Linked DNA regions of Homo sapiens: all the other regions are linked to region 1. A link is a loop called in an ENCODE intact Hi-C map of the cell type or tissue named here. Cell type or tissue: CD4-positive, alpha-beta T cell. All regions are shown on one strand.

What was found. A loop is a pair of places that touch in the nucleus more often than their neighbours do. Peaks named below come from ENCODE experiments on the same cell type or tissue, not always from the same donor. Only the 100,000 strongest peaks of a DNase experiment are listed, where the experiment ranks them.
Region 2: it touches region 1 in a loop (4-fold over the local background); 6 of 110 quality-filtered maps call a loop at or near these places.
Region 3: a loop joins it to region 1, with 13 times the contacts of the local background. A loop is called at or near these places in 77 of 110 quality-filtered maps.
Region 4: a loop joins it to region 1, with 9 times the contacts of the local background. A loop is called at or near these places in 34 of 110 quality-filtered maps.

Annotation. Positions count from the first base shown.
Region 1 is chr21:42,448,093-42,453,092 of GRCh38, forward strand. No RefSeq gene overlaps it. Among named protein-coding and RNA genes, the nearest start is that of RSPH1, 46 kb to the right of the region's middle. In CD4-positive, alpha-beta T cell, CTCF peaks have their summits at 1,965 and 2,166; a DNase peak (open chromatin) is centred at 2,079; H3K27ac peaks cover 863 bases.
Region 2 is chr21:42,255,673-42,260,672 of GRCh38, forward strand. All of the region lies in intron 2 of ABCG1 (ATP binding cassette subfamily G member 1), which reads left to right. Among named protein-coding and RNA genes, the nearest start is that of ABCG1, 39 kb to the left of the region's middle. In CD4-positive, alpha-beta T cell, CTCF peaks have their summits at 3,108 (motif pointing left) and 3,315; a DNase peak (open chromatin) is centred at 3,089.
Region 3 is chr21:42,142,624-42,147,623 of GRCh38, forward strand. It overlaps UMODL1 (uromodulin like 1), which reads left to right. Exons shown (of 23, transcript NM_001004416.3): 23 at 1-373. Among named protein-coding and RNA genes, the nearest start is that of UMODL1-AS1, 37 kb to the left of the region's middle. In CD4-positive, alpha-beta T cell, a CTCF peak has its summit at 3,056 (motif pointing right); DNase peaks (open chromatin) are centred at 3,078 and 3,453.
Region 4 is chr21:42,334,880-42,339,879 of GRCh38, forward strand. No RefSeq gene overlaps it. Among named protein-coding and RNA genes, the nearest start is that of TFF2, 14 kb to the right of the region's middle. RefSeq lists enhancers at 999-1,500, 2,979-3,674, 4,180-4,309. In CD4-positive, alpha-beta T cell, CTCF peaks have their summits at 3,126 and 3,326; a DNase peak (open chromatin) is centred at 3,152.

The DNA of each region.
Region 1 (5,000 bases):
ACGCTCACATGCACACACACACACGCTGACTCTCCTACGGTTCTGGAGGTTGGCATTTTCTCAGCAGGCTATGTTTCTTCTGGAGCCTCCAGGGGAGGATCCTTGCCTTTTCTCACTTTTAGAGGCCACCTGCATCCTCCCTCCTCAAGTACAGCGGCGTAGCAGCCTCCAAGCTCTCTCAGTCTCTGCCTTCACAGCCACATCGCCTTCTGCTTCTGACTCTCCTGCCTCCCTCCTACAAGGGCCCTTGTGTTGACACTGGGCCCACCCAATAACCCAGGATCAATTCTCATCTCAAGAGCCTTAACCACACATGCAAAGTCCCTTTTGCCACATAAAGTTGCATATTCCCAGGTCCCGGGGATTAGGACATGAACATCTTTGGGGGTTATCCTGTAGCCTGCCATAACATACCCCAATCCTTCCAAGCACAGCGGAGCTGCCCGTACAGGGCCTCGGACATAGGGATTTGAGACACTCCCCTTGCAGGCCTTTTTTGGCTTCTCCTATTCTTGTTTCTGATCACGTAGAGGAGAGAAGAGGACTTTGCCAGTGGGAGAAGTAGGCTCCCCCGATTTAATGGGGCCCCAAAAGAAGGGCCACGAGCAAAGTGGAGTCTGTCCATGATGGTGATGCTGAGGAAGCTGGTCCAGCAGGGGATGGGGTCTCCCCAGTGGGGAGTCTCATGCCCCAGCCCACAGGTCACACCTGCTCCCACAGCCCACACATGTGGTGCCTCATGCTGCAGGCAGAGATCCCAGCACGGTGTAGTGACAGTCCATCGGTCTTTCATCTCTTCTAGCCCCCTGATCCAGTGCAGGTGTTATTTCATGATTGCAGTTTGGGGCTGTGGTGGTGGCTCTGTGAGTGCCTTTTATAGTGTGAATGCAGAGACAGGGCAGGAAGGACCCATGCTGCACCCTCAGCCTCCCCTGTGAGCACCCAGGCAAGTGGAGGGCAGAACACAAAGGGAGCTCTTGTAGAAATAAAGATGGTGAACACCCCGGGCTGTGACAAAAACGGCCCACATTGTGTAGAATGCACAGGAGGCCAGACCCAATAAAAGTTTCCTTGCTGTTTTAGTCAATCAAACACGACCTCCTGAGAAAAAGACGCATCTGTCTGTCCCTTGTTTTATTTCACTAATGATGTAGTTTTTCTGTGTCCAAACATAAAGAAGTTTGAAGTTGACACAGCCACAGAGAGCAGAGCATGCACCCCACTCACAGGCCTGCTTCGAGTCCAGGCCATACCGAAATGACGTCTTCAGGGAGATTGTTCTAGACGCATCCCAGCAGATACCGACTAGAGAAGAGATGGATTCACTGGGATGTAGGTGGCTGGGCAGTACGTCCTGCAACAAATACACCCCACCGCTGGGCACCTGGGTGGTTGTTCTTTCTCCTCGGCAAGTGTGTGGTTGGGTCCAAGTCCCTCCTGGATACCACAGTGCCACGCTCGCTAATCATGATGATGAATTAAAGTGCTGCAAGTCAAGGTATGGCATTGAAATCACAGTCACGTGTTCAGGTGGTCTGTAATGAATCTCTGGATTCACCTTCTCAGGGGTGAAGCTTCCAGGTCCTCCACCCTGGGCAAAGCCAGACACAGGTAATTCCCCTCTCATCCTGCTGGGCTGCTCACAGGTTTTGCAAGGAGAATGAGATGGGTTTGAAACTCAGATCTCCAGATCTCCAGATCTAGTGTGCAAGAAATAGCATTTTCTCGATATTCTATGCTTCTGGTTCTGTCAGACCCTCATTCCACCCCCAAGGCAGAGGACCCCAGTTCAGTGGTTCTGTTCCTCCAGAAGGAACCATTCGCTGTATGGACTGAGCCTTGCGGACAGAGCTGGGCTGGAAAAGGGCAGAGACGGAAATGCCTGGTGGGATTATCATGATTGGGTGTAAACTGTCTACTCTATGAACCAATAGGAAATCCCAAAAAAAGAAAACAAAAGACACTCTTTTTTCCTTCCTCTCCCTGGGTGGGTCGCTTTGGTGTTTGTGAGCCAAGTCTGACCCCTGCTGACACCGTCTGGAAGTGGACGTCCTGTCACCAACGCCATCCCAACCCATGCCCCACCCACATTCTCTTGTTGACTTCCTCACTGTGTGCTTGAAAAAAAAAACAAGCCTGGGCCAGGCATGGTGACTCATGCCTGTAATCCTGGCACTTTGGGAGGCCAAGGCGGGCAGATCACGAGGCCAGGAGATCGACACCACCCTGGCCAACATGGTGAAACCCCGTCTCTACTACAATACAAAAACGTAGCCAGGCGTGGTGGCGCATACCTGTAGTTCCAGCTACTCAGGAGGCTGAGGCAGGGGAATCGCTTGAACCAGGGAGGCGGAGGTTGGAGCAAGCCGAGATCGCGCCACTGCACTCCAGCCTGGCGACAGAGCAAGACTCCGTCTCAAAAAAAAAAAAAAAGAAAAAGAAAAAAACAAGCCTGAAAGGGAATTCTACCAGCGTTCCCTGAGGCTGAGCGGATGACAATGTTGTTTTGCAGCTTAATGTTCCCCTCCGAGACCTGGTTCTTTGGAAAGATGGAAAGTGGTGAGAAGGGGGCGGAGCCGGCCTCAAGCTGGGCAGCCAAGGGGGCCAAAGGCCTAAGCCAGTGCCTGTCTCCAGGCTGCAGCCTGTGGTGCTGAAGAGCTTAAGGACAGGCCTGGGACCACCAAGCCAAGCACTGGCCCTGGCAAACACTGCTGCACTCGTCTAAGAAGAAAGAGCTATCATAACCGTCCACCAAAGTACATCTTATTTTAGAACCAAATTTGAGACTTTTTTAAACGTGATTCATATTGGTGCATATTATGGGCTGAGTTGAATGCTCCCTCCCCCACCCAAATTCAACCAGCCAACAATTCTGCAAGGATCAGAAGTCGGAAGAAAGGAAAATGGCAGCATCGAATGCACAGCCACAAATCCCAAGAAGGCCCCAGGAGCCTGGGAGTGGCTGCGGAGGAATTTAGGGCTGGATGGCCCACAGGACATGGTGAGAACCACTACCATGGGCTGAATTGTGTCCCCCTGAAAAGCTATGTTGGAGACTGATATGGTTTGGTTCTGTGTCCCCACCCAAATCTCATGTTGAATTGTAATCCCCAGTGTTGGGGGAGGGACCCTAACCCTAACCCTATAAACATGGTATTTTTTATATCCTCATATCCTCATACCATATTTAAACCTATGGTAAGCACCTGCTCTTCCACAGGAACAGCAGATAACTGGAAATCTTAGAGGCCTTCCCAGAACTGGGGTTCATCAGAACATGGGTGGCTCCTGACCCATCACTCCCAGACCCAGAGCTTATGCACCATAGGGGAGAGGTGGTTCAGAAGGGATGTGCAGGACAACTAAAGTACAGTAACATCGAGGTCGCTTGACCTGAGGGCAGGACCTATGGTAAGTACCTGCTTTTATGTAGGTATATACAGTAAAGGGAGCAGTCATAGCAGTGGGGGAAGGAAGGTGATTAAATAAATGACACTGGGACAACTGGATCACATTTGGGGAAAAGAAGGTTGGAATCACTCCTCATTCCTCATACCAAAAAAAAACATCAAAGATTTAAATATTTAAAAAAAAAGAAATCATGGGCCGGGCGCAGTGGCTCACGCCTATAATCCCAGCACTTGGGAGGCCAAGGCAGGTGGATCACTTGAGGTCAGGAGTTCGAGACCAGCCTGGCCAATGTGGTGAAACCCTATCTCTACTAAAAATACAAAAATTAGCCAGGCATGGTGGCAGGCACCTGTAATCCCAGCTACTCAGGAGGCTGAGGCAGGAGAATCACTTGAACCTGGGAGGCGGAGGTTGCAGTGGGCCGAGATCACACCACTGCACTCCAGTCTGGGCGGCAGAGTGAGACTCCATCTCAAAATAAATAAATAAATAAAAATAAAAACTATCATAGAGTTAAAAAGTAAAAGGTAAGCTGGGAAAGCTCTGTGCTTCTCATGCCGCCCAGTTCCAGCCCACCCCCTCCAGGAAGCCCTCCTGGCCGCCAGCCCACCTTGCTGCCCCTGAATCCCAGCTCAGGCGTCCTCTGCACAATTCATGTCAGTCGTGTCTGCCTTGTCCTGTTGTTGCGGTCTCTCATCGTCTTGTCTGTCACTCCTTCCCAGGGGTTGCAATAGTGACCGTGTGCCGGGCTTCCAGGCAGCCCCAAGTCCAGTGGGACCAGTGACCCCCCTGCAAAGCTTCTCTGCTCCTATAGGCCAGGATTTCCCAGCCTTGGCACTATTGACATTTGGGGCCAGATACATCTTTGTCAGAGGACGCCCTGTGCATTGTGGGATGTCCAGCAGCATCCCTGGCCCTCCCCTACTGAAGCAGCAGTACGTCCCTCACCCCAGCCCACCAGTTGTGATAAACAAAGATGTCTCCACATGCTGCCAAATGTCCCTGGGGGAGCAGGATCATCCCCAGCTGAGAAGTACCGATGTATTCCCTTCACAGGTCTGCATGGAACCCTGGCCTCAGGGCTCCCACCAGGGCACTCAGGCATAGCGCGAATGGGCACAGGTGTGTTAGGAGTCTGGAGTCGCACATGTGCACTCCTGCTGAGCAGACAGACCTTTATGGAGACGAAGGTTGGAAAGGAATCGGTGCACATCTCGAGCTGAACACTTGTGTGATGCTGCTACGGAGGAAGTCCGAGCAGAACTGGAACTTTGCGGACACTGCCCCTGGACGTAGGTGTGGGCCTGGGCAGGGGGAGCCACGCGGAGGTGCGACCAAGTCCTGCACGGACCTCACTGCCTCCGTGTGATGTGGTGGCTGTGCTGTGAGGGCAGCTGAGCCCTGTGTCCAGCCTCGTAGTCCTCTTGGCTGGCCCCACACTCAAATTCTAGAACATTTAAGTGCAGTGCACCGTGGACACCACGAGGCTCCACACTGTTGGACTCCAGTCCTTTAGCCCAGCTGGGAGCAGCCCTGACACAATAATTCTTCAACAGAGGCTTCTCCTTAACCCTGTCTCATGCTTCTCC
Region 2 (5,000 bases), 190 kb before region 1:
AATCACAGAGCAGCTCTCAGAGCCCAAACTCATTGTTTCTCCTGGTTTTGTTTGTGTTGACTTTCCCTTTAATCCATGCTCAAGCCCCTCACCTGTTTAGAGGGGATGTGGCCCGACTTTCAATGAAAATCTCTCCAGTTCTCCTGCCGTGGCCTCTCGGGCTCCTGGGGAACAGCACCCTGAGCCTTCTCCTTCTTAACTGGTGAGTTCTGCAGAGAATGGGGCTATGGTTGATAGTGTAGTCTTTGGGAACTTTTGTTATTGGACAAATGTCCACTTTGTTTTCTAGGACATCTCTTTGTGTCCCCCAGAGTGAACCAGCTGGAGCCAGGGAGCCCCTAGAGCAGTAGCAGCCATTAGGGGGAGCCACTGGGAGTCAGGTGCCTTGACTTGGATCCAGGTGTGCACCCTTTCTTTCCAAGGGTCTCTGGGTGAGGCCCGTGACCTTCCCAAGCCTCTCCCTGTCTTGTGAAACCTGGGCGTGATATACCTCCCTTTTAGGGCTGCTGCGATCATTTAGGCAGATTAAACCTCATAAGTGGTTTCCCATACAAGAAAGATGCTAGCAGTGCAACAGACAGAACACTTACCTGCCTGCCCTCCCGCCAGGAGGTGGTCTTCCAACTTTTGCCCGGAGTCTACAGAGGGTGGGCCCTCTCTGCTGGGGCTCCGGGACATGGTCAGGAGAGGTTGGTCTGTCTGTACCGCCATTCTCTTGGCCAGACTGTGGTGTCTGGTCCCTACTCACACCTTCCTGTCAGAGTATCCAGAGGCCGCAGAGTATCCACACCCTGGCTGGGTGTACTGGCTACAGATGGCTGTGGCTCCAGGTCACCTGCGTGCCTGGGTGATGAGAAATAATGTCACAACAAATATCCCATCTGCATTCTCTGGGACACTGACCCATGAAGAGAAAGCAGTTCTCACAGTTTTTACAGGCACAGGTCAGCTCTCAGAGTGCTGGGGACAGGGTTCCCACCAGGCAGCCCTTTCTGCTCCTCCCAGAGACTGATGGCTTCTCTGCATTCAGAGGGATCTGGGAGCATTGCAGGAATAGGCTCTGGCTCTTCAGAAATGATCACGAGCTTAAGGAACTGGGTCTGCAATGTGAAGCCTTAGGTCCACTCTCCTTGGTGGGAGCTCATGCCCTCCCCAGGCTCCAGGACCCAGTCAGGATTCTTAATTCACGTGGCTATGTCAGCGCAGCTGTCACTCCCGGAAATGAAGAGAGACCCCTCTTGCCGTCCTTCTCACATTGCTTGCACTTTCCAGCATGCATTTTGTTGTGATGTTTTGTCTGTAATTGCAACTCCAGCAGCAGCCAGTGTTTATTAACCATTTTCTATATGCCGGGCTCAATGTGAGGCATTTCGAACACATTCTCTTGTTTGGTCTTCACAGACACCCTTAAGGTTAAGTACTCATTTCATGCCCATTACCAGATGAAGAAAACAAATTTTAAAAACTCAAGGAACTTGCCCAAGGTCACACGGCTAATTAGAGGCCGAATCTAGAGCCGATTTGGAAATTTCAGGGCCCACTGGAATCTCCTGGGTCATGCCCCAGGCCAATTCCTTCAGAAGCGTTTCTCAAACTCCCCAGGAGATTCCAGTCAATCAATTTGCAGGCAGCTTTTTGGGAACCCAGCTGGGCTGGAGTCTATGTAGAATATCCATGGCACCCGCAGCCTCTGCAGCATCTGGCCTGAGTTATTCTTCCATTGCCCGGTGCTATCATACAGATACAGGACTGGTGACTACAAACAGTGTTAGCAGGACGTACTTGGAGCTCATTTGGCAGTGGGAGTGGACGTGCTGGGGGCCATCCCCCTTCCACCTGAAGCGTTCTTGTCCTAAAGCATGTTGCTGAGACAGCTGTGTAGGGCGTGGCGGTGACCCTGGGGAAGGACCGTACTGAGAGCTCCAGACTCCAGCCAGCCTCCTCACTTTGGCCACATTCCAACAATGCTTACTGCCTTCCACAGTGGATGAAATATTCCAGAAATCAGAATGTGTTGAAATGTGTGGCAAAGAAGAATGTCATACTTGCATATGTGCTTACACTGGCCACTGAACTGCATACACAGTCCCAAGAGGTCTCCCTGCACCGCGAGGCCCATGCTAGAAAAGGCGTTCTTCAGGAACAGACTGAGGCTTCATGAAGATCCTTCCCTCCATCCATCACTCCATTAATCCTCCCCTCCATTCATCCCTCCACTCATCCCTTCATTTACTCCATCCATCCTTCCTCCCATTTTCCCATCCACTCCATCAGCCTCTCCATCCATCCCTCCACTCATCCCTTCATTTACTCCATCCATCCTTCCTCCCATTTCCCCATCCACTCCATCAGCCTCTCCATCCATCCCTCCACTCATCCCTCAACTCACCTCTTCATCCACTCCATCCATCCTTCCACACTTTTCCCCATCCACTCCATCAGCCTCTCCATCCATCCCTCCATTAATCCTCCCCTCCACTCATCCCTCCACTCATCCCTTCATTTACTCCATCCATCCTTCCTCCCATTTCCCCACCCACTCCATAAGCCTCTCCAACCATCCCTCCATCTGTTCCTCCATTAATTCTTCCCTCCACCCATCCCTCCCTTTATCTCTCCATCTATTTCTCTCTCCATCCCTCCCTTCATGTCTTCCTCTATCCCTCCTCCATCCCTCCCTCTATTCCTCCCTCCATCCCTCTTTCCATCTCTCCCTCCATCCTTCCCTCCATCCCACCTTCCATATCCCCCCCATCCCTCCCTCCATATCTTCCTCCATCCCTTCCTCCATCCCTCAATGCATCCCTCTCTCCATCCAGAGTTCACCACACCCTGAGTCCCCAGTGCTGCACTCCTGAAACTCACTCTGGGATTTGCAACTGGGGGTTGCCTTGAACATGTTCCCTGTGTATCCGGTTGAATTTTGGAAACACCCATATCTCCATCCACTCTATCAGCCTCTCCATCCATCCCTCCATCCATCCCTCCATTAATCCTCCTCTAGAGCATTCTACTAGAGAACAGCCGAGGTCAGCCTTCCTCTGCCTCTCAGGGGAGTAGGGCGCCTGCTGGCAGCTGCTGTAAGACTCGGGATGAGGGCTGCCCCCTGCAGGTGGCTCTGAAAGCTGCAGCTCTGAGTGGTGCCCCCAGCAGCAGCTTTGTTCCCTAATTAGGAGGGCACAGTGGCTGTCTAGAAGCACCCAGGAGGGAGCTGCTCCAGAACTTTCTTTATCAGCTGACAAATCAACCTTCTCATGTGAGGGGAGTTTGAGTCGTTCACTCCAGAATTCTGGAGAACCGTAGGATTCGGAGCTCCTTGAGGGCATAGCCAGTGCTTTCCCTTGTTCCTGGTGGTGATCCAAGCTTGCCTTTCTCTCAGACCTGCCTCAGTTGTCCTGTTCTCATACCCTGTTTTCCCCCAAGAACACAGGGTGCATCCCCAGCCTTAGCTGGATTTTCTTCCACCTTGCAAAGGCCCCTGCCTGGGAGACATGTCTTGGTGTGAGAGAGACGACATTGCGTTCCCAGATGTCGCTGGTGCTGGGCTCAGCTCCAAAGTTCTGGAGCAGAGTCAGCAAAGCACAGCCTGGAGACCAGATCTGTGCTCTGCCTGAGTTTGTAAGTGAAGTTTTGTTGCAGTAGCCACAGCCGTGCATGTACAGGTGGCAGCTTTAGCTTCTGCTAAACTGGAGAGCTCAGTGTTTGTGACAGACTGCGTGTCCTGCAAAATCGAAAATGTCTGTGATTCAGCTCTTCAGGGAAAAAGGGTGCCGATGTCTGGCCTACAGGGCTCAAGCATTGTCATCATGCCCCCATCCAACCGTCCACTCAAGGTGCATTGACTGAGGCTGGCTGGCTGGAGTCATCATGTGGGCCCTCAGGCTATGGAGGCAAATCGAGTGGCATTGCCTCTGCGGAGCTGGCCATTACCTTGTTTCCTAACTGTCACTCATTTGATAAAAACTGACAAGGTTGCTAGAGCCACGTGTTTGCAAACCAGTGGGCATTCGCACGTGCATGTAATCCACACAGTTACTCGGTGATGGGAGTATACTTGAGGGAAAGCAGCTCACAGATTTGCCACTTGCCACAGGTCATGGTTTAGGAAGAGGCAGAGGTGGGGTGTTTTCTCATTAGCCCATTCCCTCCTCCCTTTGGATGGAAGAAAGGAAAAGAGCAGGGGAGAGAGAGGCCAATGGCAAAGGAGCACAGCGGGAGAAAGAAGGCCCCCAGGCTTGAGCGGCCCTGAAGCTCAGCAGCTGTGGGTTGGACGGTGGTGTTGGCTTGCTCTTCCCCTTCCCTCCTGGTTTCTTCAGGCCAGTGCGGCATCCTGCACGTGGTCAGTCCAAGTCCAGGGAGGGCCCCATCACCTGGGGGTGGTCGCTATCAGTGGCAAAGTCTTGTCAGCAGCTCATGGGGCAGGAAGGGCCTATGGTTGGGGGTTTCCTGGCGATCCCATGGAGGAAGGTGAGGATGAGTTGTGTTGCTTCTCGGGTGAAGCTGGTCACGTGGCCCTAAAGGCATTCAGAGTAGATGCTCACTTCAACCCTGCAGGTGGCATTGGGCGGCAAGCATTTCTAGGACCCAGCTTCCACCACGGAGCCGAATGGTGGCCCGGCTGGGGCCAGGGCTCCTCTCGAGGGGGCCTGAGATGCTGAGACCCATGACGCTGCTGCTCCTGCCAGGGGCTCATCACCTGTGAAACACAAGCCGGGGAGCCTGAGTGTGGCAGAGTCTCCCTCCCCAGGGTTCCCTCTGCAGGATTTTGTTTGGGTTCTTTTGAAGTTGAAAAGATTTTCAAAAGAGCTCACCAGAATATCTAAAACCATGTTATTTAGGGAGGAGAGGAGCCGCATGGAAGGGCCCCAACTCCCCAGTGACCCCCTCCACCAAACGCACACCAACTGGTGGCATTAGAGGTGACAGTGCAGCAGGATGGACTTCTTACTTCCCCTCTCAGTCTTTGCACTCAGCCCCAAGCAGCTCCTGCCAAGGAGCCA
Region 3 (5,000 bases), 310 kb before region 1:
TTGACTTTTCTCCTGTGTACCAAGGTATTGCTTTTATTTACACGACAGCGACTCAAAAGGCACTCGATTAATGTGACAACCTTTTCAATAAGCAGAAATAACGTAGGTACACATCACTCTTTACATTTTTCTAAGCATTTTCACAGCCGTTTCTTCATATAATCCGACCACAGTGGGAGGTGTGATTTACCCATTACACAATGAGAAACCAGAGGAGCCGATGAGTTACTTAATTGAGGTCACAGAATGAATTAGCAAGAAAATGGTTCTAAAATCTAAGTATTTTAGTCTAGAATTTTCTCCATTACATCATCCTAAGAGATAATGCTCTGTACTTCATTTGAAATAAACTGGAATTGTATTAGATAGCTCACACCTGAAAGTAGAGTGTTTTTCCTCAGTGAACTTAGAATTATAACATGGCCTTAGTTTTCAACCCATGATACTAATTTTGTTGAATATAATTAATTGTCATTCATACAGAACATTTGGGGAAAGGAGTATTTTGATTTACTGGATATTCTCAGAGTCAGTAAAGAATGACAGTGGGTAATATGTGTGGATCACAGATTCTGATCAAGTAGAATCAATCGCATAAGACACTGAAATGTGGCTGGTTGTGCTGGATGCTCCATTTGGGATGGTCCATCACAGGCTCGCTGAGCATCCAACGAGGGCCGGTGCTGTGTTGGGCACGCTGGGGAGGCCAGAAACGCATCTCTGGTTCTTCCCAAGTCATGTCCCGCTGTTCTGATGTCAGCTGAGGAGCTTTCACTTGCCTTTCTTGGAAGAGCATGACACATATTCAGTAAAACCAGCTGTTGAGCCCCATGACTGTGTGGCTCTTTGGATTTCAGATAAAGTCATTGACATATATTTAAAAACCCTGTCTTTCAAACTTCATCTACAGTTTTCAAGTAATTTTTTTTTTTTTGAGACAAAGTCTCGCTCTTGTTGTCCAGGCGGGAGTGCAATGGCGTGACCTCGGCTCACTGCAACCTCCACCTCCCGTGTTCAAGCAATTCTCCTGCCTCAGCCTCCTGAGCAGTTGGGATTACAGGCTCCTGCCAACACGCCTGGCTAATTTTTGTATTTTTAGTAGAGATGGGGTTTCACCATGTTGGCCAGGCTGGTCTCGAACTTCTGACCTCAGGTGATTCACCTGCCTCAGCCTCTCAAAGTGCTGGGATTACAGGCATGAGCCGCTGCGCCTGGCCTCATGTAATCTTAATACATGTGCCACGTCTGTTCATTTGTGTTTTCTGTAATAATGAAAACTTGGTTTCCTGTCATCCTACCTCCCCCATCCAAGTCTATTCTTCGACAAACACTTCCTGAGCACTCACAGTGCTCCAGGCCCTGAGCTTAGCGCTCTGGGCGAAGTGATGAGAGGGACAGACCAAGCCCTGCCCTCACAGAGCACACGGTCTTGTGGGGGAGGGAGACGCTGAAGTCAGATGATGACAGCCATGGTAAGTACTGAGAGTGATGATTGCATGTGTGCTGTGAGATGCCCCTGACCTGGTCCCTTCATCCACCCATCTAACCATCTAACCATCTACCCATCCATTCACCCACCGACCCAACCACCCATTTGTCCACCTGTTCACACATCCGCTCGTCTGTCCATCCATCCACCCACCCACCCATCCACCCATTCACCCATCCATCTGTCTGTTCATCCATCCAACCATCCATTCATCTATTCAACCATCCATCCATTCATCCACTCAACCATTTATCGATCCATTCATCCAACCACTCACCCATGCATTCACCCACTCATCCACCCCTCCATCCATCCATCCACCTCCATCCACCCATCCACCCAACCATCTGACTGACCATCCACTCAACCATCCATCCATCCATCCATCCATCCACCCACCCATCCATCCACCCATCCATCCATCCATCCATCCATCCAACCAAGGAATGTGTATTGAGTCCCAGTTTATATACTGACATGAGGAAGACAAGAAAAATGAGGCAGAGTTTTTGCCCTCAAGTATTCACAATCCATCTGAAGAAAAACCCCTGTGGATACTATAATACGTGCAGTAAATACAGGGAGGCCTCTGGTGGAAGGAAGAGAGAGAAACAGAAAAATGCACGTCTATGCATATGGACTTGTGCACCTGTTCCCATTACTTCATTGGAAGGGCTTTGGGATGCTGCTGTGTCATGACTGCTGTTTAAGAATATTATCAGCATGCATATTGCTTGCAGCTTAAACCCTCCGATCCTAGACTGTTTCCACTGGCATGGCTTAAGGGATTAAATCCAAAGTGTATGGAAACAGAAGGAGGAAGGGAGGGCCCCTGGGTGACCCTTGGATGTCTGTAGAAGTTGTTCACTGCTCTCCAGTGCAGATGTCACCCCAGGGTTGTGCAGTGCACAACCTGTAAGGCCAGACTTCAGGGCCTTGGAGACTTCCCAGAAGATCTCTTAACAGACTGAGTGGGCAACTCAAATCCTCCTGTCTGTGGAAGCGGGGAAACTGACATAGACATATTCTATACAAGCCTCATTATAAGCCCTCCACAAATGATTGTTCTCACTGCGCAGTTGAGGAAATGGAGACAGCAACTTTTCTGAAGCCAAACAGCTGGCCAGTGAAGGAACTGCAATTCAAACCAAGCTCATTGGGTGTAAAGTTCATGCCACCCTCTGCTTTCTGTGGGGGATGGGAAGGAGGGTCTTTGCAGGCTTTAGAACTCAGAGTACCTCTGAGATGTGGGAAGAGGGCTTAGGGGTTCCCCAAGGCCAGTGGGCCTTGGGCTCCTGGGGTTCTGGGTCCCTGGAGGTTCTCATGTTCAGACACTATTGGGATCTCAATCTTCCTGGCCCAGGATCCCAAGCTGTGAATCACTGGAAAGTGGAAGATCTGATGGAGGTGGAGGGTCTGATGGAAGAGAATCTGATGGAGGAGGGTCTGATGGAGGTGAAGGCTCTGATGGAGGAGGGTCTGATGGCGGGGGAGGGTCTGATGGAACTGGAGAATTACTGGGGCTTTCCATGGGCCCTCTGGCCCAGGTTGCATCTCTCCATGCTGGCCACTAGATGGCGACATTAGCTGGAGTCCACGCTGGAAACCGAATGTCCCCTGAGTTTCCGCAGCAACCACATCCCTGGGTTCTCTTGTTTGTTCTCTTTCACTGGATTTGAGCCTCTTGCGTGTCTGAAATTGTTCTGCAGACCTGCAGGCTCCGGGGCACATGTGTGCAAAGGTGGTGCCCTGGAGGCCCTGTAAATAGCTCAGAAAGTGAGGCTGGTCTTCTTCAGAGACTGAGTGATTGCGAAGTGCAGGACAAATGAGTCTATGTGGGGGCCACAGCACGGATGTCCACCCTCCCATCTGGATTTCCCAAGAATGGGAGACATCTTTTCCCTCCCTTCCCGTTTCTGGGAGGACAGGGGCAGATGGACAGGCGAGTAAGACAGGTGGCAGGGAGCCAGCAGCCCTAGGAGCTGGTGCTGGGGAGGCCCAGGTGAGATCCCTGTGGCTCAGAAGAGGACCTCTGCATGTGGAAGGGACGCCCGCAATGCCCAGTGACACCTCTCTCTATTGTGGAGGGTGACGGAGTCTGCTGAGGTAGCCACATAAGCACCTAAACCAGAAGTGAGTATCTAAAACGGCCTTGCATGCCATAAGTCATCAGATAAGAGGGGCTGGACAGGGGCTCCCCAAGCCTGTCCTCAGCTGTGACCAGGTGGCTAGCAACCCTCTTTAGTTTGAGCACCTGCTTTGTCCCAGAGAGGGAGTATTAAATGTCCGCTGTTCACCCCCCACGCCCCATCTCTGTCCCTCCTGGGGAGGAAGGCTGTGGTGGGAGTCAACCCTCGCATCCCATCTCTGTCCCTCTTGGGGAGGAGGGCTGTGGTGGGAGTCAACCCTCGCATCCCATCTCTGTCCCTCTTGGGGAGGAGGGCTGTGGTGGGAGTCACCCCCCGCACTGTGTCTCTGTCCCTCCTGGGGAGGAGGGCTGAGGTTGGAGTCACCCCCTGCACCCTGTGTCTGTCCCTCCTGGGGAGGAGGGCTGCAGTGGGAGTCAATCCCCGCACCCCGTCTCTGTCCCTCCTGGGGAGGAGGGCTGTGGTGGGAGTCACCCCCCGCACCCTGTCTCTGTCCCTCCTGGGGAGGAGGGGTGCAGTGGGAGTCAATCCCCGCATCCCGTCTCTGTCCCTCCTGGGGAGGAGGGGTGCAGTGGGAGTCCCAAGATGCAGGCTCCTCCCAGTTCTCTGCTCACCTGTGCTGAGGCTCTGCGATCTGTGGAATGGGGCCGTGTTGCAGGCTCTTGTAAGGATCAGTGTTGCCCACCGAGGGCCCAGCACACAGGCTCCTAAGGTGACGAAGCACACATCCTGCTGCCAAAGTCACAGCAGCAGCGGCGCCCTCAGACGGGCCCGTGGGCCTCCTCCGCACAGTGTCGGGTGCTGAGTGCCTCTTGTGGGCTCTGGGCTTCGCGTCCAGCACTGCCAAAGTTGCCCAGGTTTCACGGGAAGCTCGCGGCAGGCCGGGCCCAGCAGCCTTCCGGGAGAAGGACACTACGCATCTGCGGCCCTGCATGCCCCCAGGAGCCCATGGGCTCCAGCACGGGGGTGGGCAAGGGGCGAGAGTCTGGCCCCTCATCTCCTGGCAGATTTCAAAGTGTGGTCAGAAACATAGCTGGACTGGGCAACTGGCTGAAGTGGAAGTCATCATTCAGCTAATGAGGCTTGATCTTTTCTCCATCCCCTGCTACTGCTGGTGTCTGTGCTGGCCTGGAGCTCACCCCACCTCACCCGGGCAGAGCAAAGGCCCTTGGCTGGCAGATGCTGGAGGGTCTGTAAACTTGCTGGTGAATGCCCGGCTGTGGACACACAGCAGATGCCTGTCAAGGGAGAAGGAGCCAAGGAGAGCCCTGGGGATTCCCAAGAGCTTTAGGGTGTAGGGAAAATCGCCCAGGCAGGCTGATTCTGCGAGGCTTGTCCCTATAGCAGGAGATGGCCTGTGCGAA
Region 4 (5,000 bases), 110 kb before region 1:
GTTTAATTCCCAATATTAATACAACTTCTTCTCAAGCACACATGAAATATTCACAAAATTTAATGGTACATTTGCACACAAAAAAGCAATAAGTTCCATAAAGTAAAAGTTTTGGCTGGGTGCAGTGGCTCAGGCCTGTAATTTCAGCACTTTGGGAGGCCAAGGAGGGATGATAACTTGAGGCCAGGGGTTCAAGACTAGCCTGGGGCAACATGGCAAAGCCCTGTCTCTACTAAAAATACACACACACAAAATTAGCCAGGTGTGGTGGTGCACGCCTTTAATCCCAGCTACTTGGGAGACTGAGGCATGAGAATCGTTTGAACCTGGAAGACAGAGGTTGCAGTGAGCCAAGATCATGCCACTGCACTCCAGCCTGGGTAACAGAGAGAGACTCTGTCTCAAAAAAAGAAAAGTAAAAATGTTATAATCACTCTATGATCAAGTGCAACAAAACCAAAAAATATTAACATTATTGCACATGGAAATGGAAATATCTTCTATTAAATACTTGTGGCTAAAAGATAAATTACTAACCAAAATTATAGAATATTTTAGAAATTATGATAATAAAAACACCACATTTCTGAATCTATGGGCAATATTTAAAATGGTAATTAGTGGAAAGTGCATAGATTTAAACACATGCCATTAATCCATAAATTGAATTCCCAAACCAGAAAACTAGGAAAAGAATAGCTTGTTGAAAAAAGGCTGAAAGAAAGCAAAGGGAAAGAAATCAATGAAGTACAGAAGAGAAAAAGAGTGGAATTCTTTTTCACAAATTCAATCCCAGTTATTTTTAAAAATTAAACAAAATATGCAAACCACTGGCTAACCCAATAAAAAAAATGAAAAAAGGATCCACAAATATCCAGAATAAGAATTGACAATGAAGGAAACAACTATTGAAACAGAAGAGTCTTTAAAAACGGTAAGAGGCTACCCTGAATAACTTTATGCAACTAATTTTTAATATCTAGATGAAACGCGTAAGTTCCTAGGAAAATAACAGTTTAACAAAATGGGTCCAATAGAGACATAGGGCTGAAATAAACCGTAGAAGAAATGGAAAACGTTATCAAGGAGCTGTCAACAAAATCATTAAACAGGATTTTGCTTATTTTTTTAAAAAAGAAAGAGACTTTATTCCAGTAAACATTTTGCAAACCAGGGAGACACCCCCTTCGGTACAAAACAAAGGTGCAATCTGAGACAACAAAGAGAGGGGTTGTCTTTTAAAGAGAAAGCTCCCTCTGGGTTCCCACTCTCGTCTGCTATGCAAATAGGGGATGCAAACTTGCTTAGCTGTGGTTAGTTGACGCTTGTTTAGTTCTGATTGGTAGATGTGGGCCACATTCTCCTGGTGAGCTCCAGGGGCCGAGGGGAGGCTTTCCAGTAGCCGTTGATACAGGAGTGAACAGGAGCAGCTATGAATGTCCCAGAACGAAGCAAACATGTGGGTTTCCAGGAATGCAGAGTACGTGTGTGACGTCTAGTCAGCAAATGGCCACACGGCTCTATTTTGAATTTAGCCCCAGTTGGCTCCCCGGGATCCACCTTGAAGGGCTGGTTCTTTCGGGATTCCCAGAAAAAAAAGCCGTAAGAATCTCCATGTCCAGATAATCTCACAGGGAAATTCTAGCCAAGCTTCAAGTACCTAACAGTCCCAATGCTGCAAAAATTGTTTCAGACACTTAAAAACAAAGGAAAATGCACAAATTTATACAAAAATGTGAACTGAAAATGTGTCATAGACAAAAGTATAAGCACCAAAGTTATAAAACTCCTAGAAGAGAATATAATAGAACACGTCCGTGGCCTTGAATTAGGCAGAGATTTCTAGGTAGGAAACATAAAGTTTGAATCATAAAAGAAAAATGAGAAAAACTAGATTTCATCAAAATTAAAGATATTTTCTCTTTGAAAAATATTCTTAAGGAAATGAACGAAAAGGTAAGTCACAGACTAGGAGAAAATATTTGCACAAAATATATCTAGTAAAGGACTTGTATGCAGAATATATAAAGAATTTTACAACTCATTACAAAGAAGAAAAAGACACCTGAGTTAAAAAGTGTTGAAGATTTAGACAGATACTTTACCTGAGAAGATGTGTGAAAAATAAGCTCATGAAAAGATGTTCAACATCCTTAGTTACTAGTGAAATGTAAATTAAAATGAAAACAGGATATCACATTCCACACACCACAATGGCTAAAATGTAAAAGACTAGTAAACCAAGGATGTAGTAAGCATTTGCAAATCTCCTCCATTGTGGCTGGGGAGACAAAATGGCTCAATCCTTGGAAAACAATTTTTTCAGATTCTTATGAAGTTAAACATAACACCGTACTATCCAGAAATCCACTCATAGCTACACTTCCAAGAAAAAAGGCATTTCCTCAAGCATTTACCCAAATCCCTTCACATACATGTGCATAATTGTTCATAGTAACTTTACCCATAATAGTAAAAAGCTGGGAATAATCCAGATGTCATCACCTGGTAAATAGGTAAGCATATTGCAGTGTATCCTGCTGTGGAATACTACTCAGCAATGAAAAGGAACGAACCACCCTTCTGTGCAACAACCTGGAAGAATCTCAAAGAAAGCTGTGTGCTGTGTGAAAGAAAACAGACTTCAAAGACTGTGCACTGTCTGCACTGTGTGATTAAACTTACTTGAAATTCTAGAAGAAATGAAACTAAAGCAAAAAAACACAGATTCTTGGTTTTCTGGCGCTAGGGAGAGGCTATTGACAGCAAAGGGCACGACGGGATTTTCTTGGAGGGAATGAATGTTCTACATCTTGATTGTGGTAGTGTTTACACAGTTGTATACATTTGTCAAAACTCAATGAACTGATTCATTTAAAATGGGTGAGTTTTATTGTATGTGAATTATACCTCCGAGAAACTAATTTTTAAAAAAATCTCAAGGCATGAGCATTGCCATCATCAGCGTTACTAATGTGAACACAGTGAACTGATGAAATGACGGGGCAATTTGCAACGTGTGATAGGCACTGAGATCTCTCTCTGGACATCAGGAAGCTGCGTGTTGTCAGATGCCGAAGCCGAACCCACTTGCCCATTGGGCTGCAGGAAGGCTGAGAGTCTGTCCCCAGCATGGATAGCAGAGGGCGCTGTGGAGCATCATTAGCCTGTAGGGTTCTTTAGGGGAAAACACCTTAATGAGCCCTGTGCGCTCGGAAGGTTGAATAGAGGGCCCTTCCTTCCTCTAAGCCACATTTCTGGTTGCGCCACATTAAGTCAAACAATTATTAAGTGCTGAGCAGTCTTTGGATCACAGAAAACAAACACAGAGGCTGCAGCCACTGGGCCCTGTGGAAAACTGGCGGCCGTCCTGCGATGGTGTCAGCTCATCCGTGTCCGCGCTGCTGGAGGCCTGGCAGGAGCTGAGATCAGAGCCCTTCAGCGGGAGTGGGGCTACTCCTCCCTCCCCTGGTTTCCCTGGAAGCTGAGAAAGTTCCCAGGAAAGTGCTGAAAACCTCCCACCACTCTTTACACAGACCTGAGAGGGGGCTGAGGTGGGGGAAGCTCTGTTGCAGAGATGGGCTGACTCGGGGAATAGGCCGGTGGGGCGGGACAGATGCTGGAGGGACAGATGGGGCGTCAGAGGAGACAGAGGCTGTCAGGGAGCTGTGGTCCTGCACATGGGAACCAGTCCTTGCCCAGCCTGTCTGGAGGCCCCTGGGCTGCTGCTAGTTACTGAGAGGGCGCAGTGGCCAGGCTGCACCTCCCTGTGGCCTGGTCCCTCCACTAGCTGGAGGAAGGTGGGGCTGCTCCCTCCCAGCCAGTGCCGAGTGGCTGCAGACCCAGAAGACACACGCTGTATATATTCCTGCATGCATGGCCCTGAAATGGTGGCCTCATGGGTTGCAGTGTCCACGCTGCTTCCACAAGGAAGAAACGGCTGCTTGCTCCACGCCTGGGGGCCCCAAGGCTCAGGCATCCTTGCCGTGGCCCACCCAGCAAAGTGCAGCAAGAGGGAAGGCAACACGCCTGCCTATTTCACTGGCAAGGGCAGGCCCCCAGGGGTTTCTGGGAGAGGTACAATAGCAGAGTTCCAGCTTGGGGTGGGGATAGCTATGTGTCAGGACCACAGCATTAGCCAGGGCCACAGGCAGGTGAGGCAGAGGTAGGCAACCATGGAAGAGCCCCTGGGAGAGGAACCCCGATGTGCTTATGGAGGGGCTTGGTAGGCATTGGCCCTCCTGTGTGAGCAGGTGGAATGCTGAGGGTCTGATGGCCGGGTGCCCGCCACTGGGACAGTCACTGTGAGACAACCAGGACCACGTGTGTCTTCCCGGAAGAATGGGCCTAGGATATGAGGATGTGCATGTATGAACAATCATAGCAAGAACAGCTCTAAGCACATCCTAATTCAACTCATGAAGCCTCACCACAAACCCAGAAGGGAAGATGTTATGAATATCTGTACTTAGCATATGAGTAAAACTAGGGTCAAAAAGTCTACGTAACTTGTCCAAGGTCACACAGTGACCCTGAGAGAGAAATCGCTGTAGAGCCGAAGTGCGATAGATATTTTTGAGATCTGATTCACACACCCTCATTGCAGCCCCCTGACTCCAGTTAACTGCCCAGCATCCCATGGTGGGGGTCAGATTGGGCTTCTAAGGCAGGGTGGGTTGAGGGGGACATCACACTGGGGCTGGCCCCTGAAGCAATAGCTAGAGATATTCATGCGTGTACCACAACTCCAAACTATAGATAATGAATATAAAATGCATGTAATGAATATGCAGTCTATTCCCATTACATATTCTCTATTTGCAAATTCGCCTACTCACTAAAATTTATTGGTGACCCTAAATCAATACTTGGGGTGCTTTCAAGGTCGTTTGCAGAAACGTACAAAGTGGTGACAAATTTGAGTCACAGACATGCATATTCCCAACTGAAGTCACACAAGGCCTTTTTTATTTTTGAGATGGAGTCTTGCTCTTTTCGCC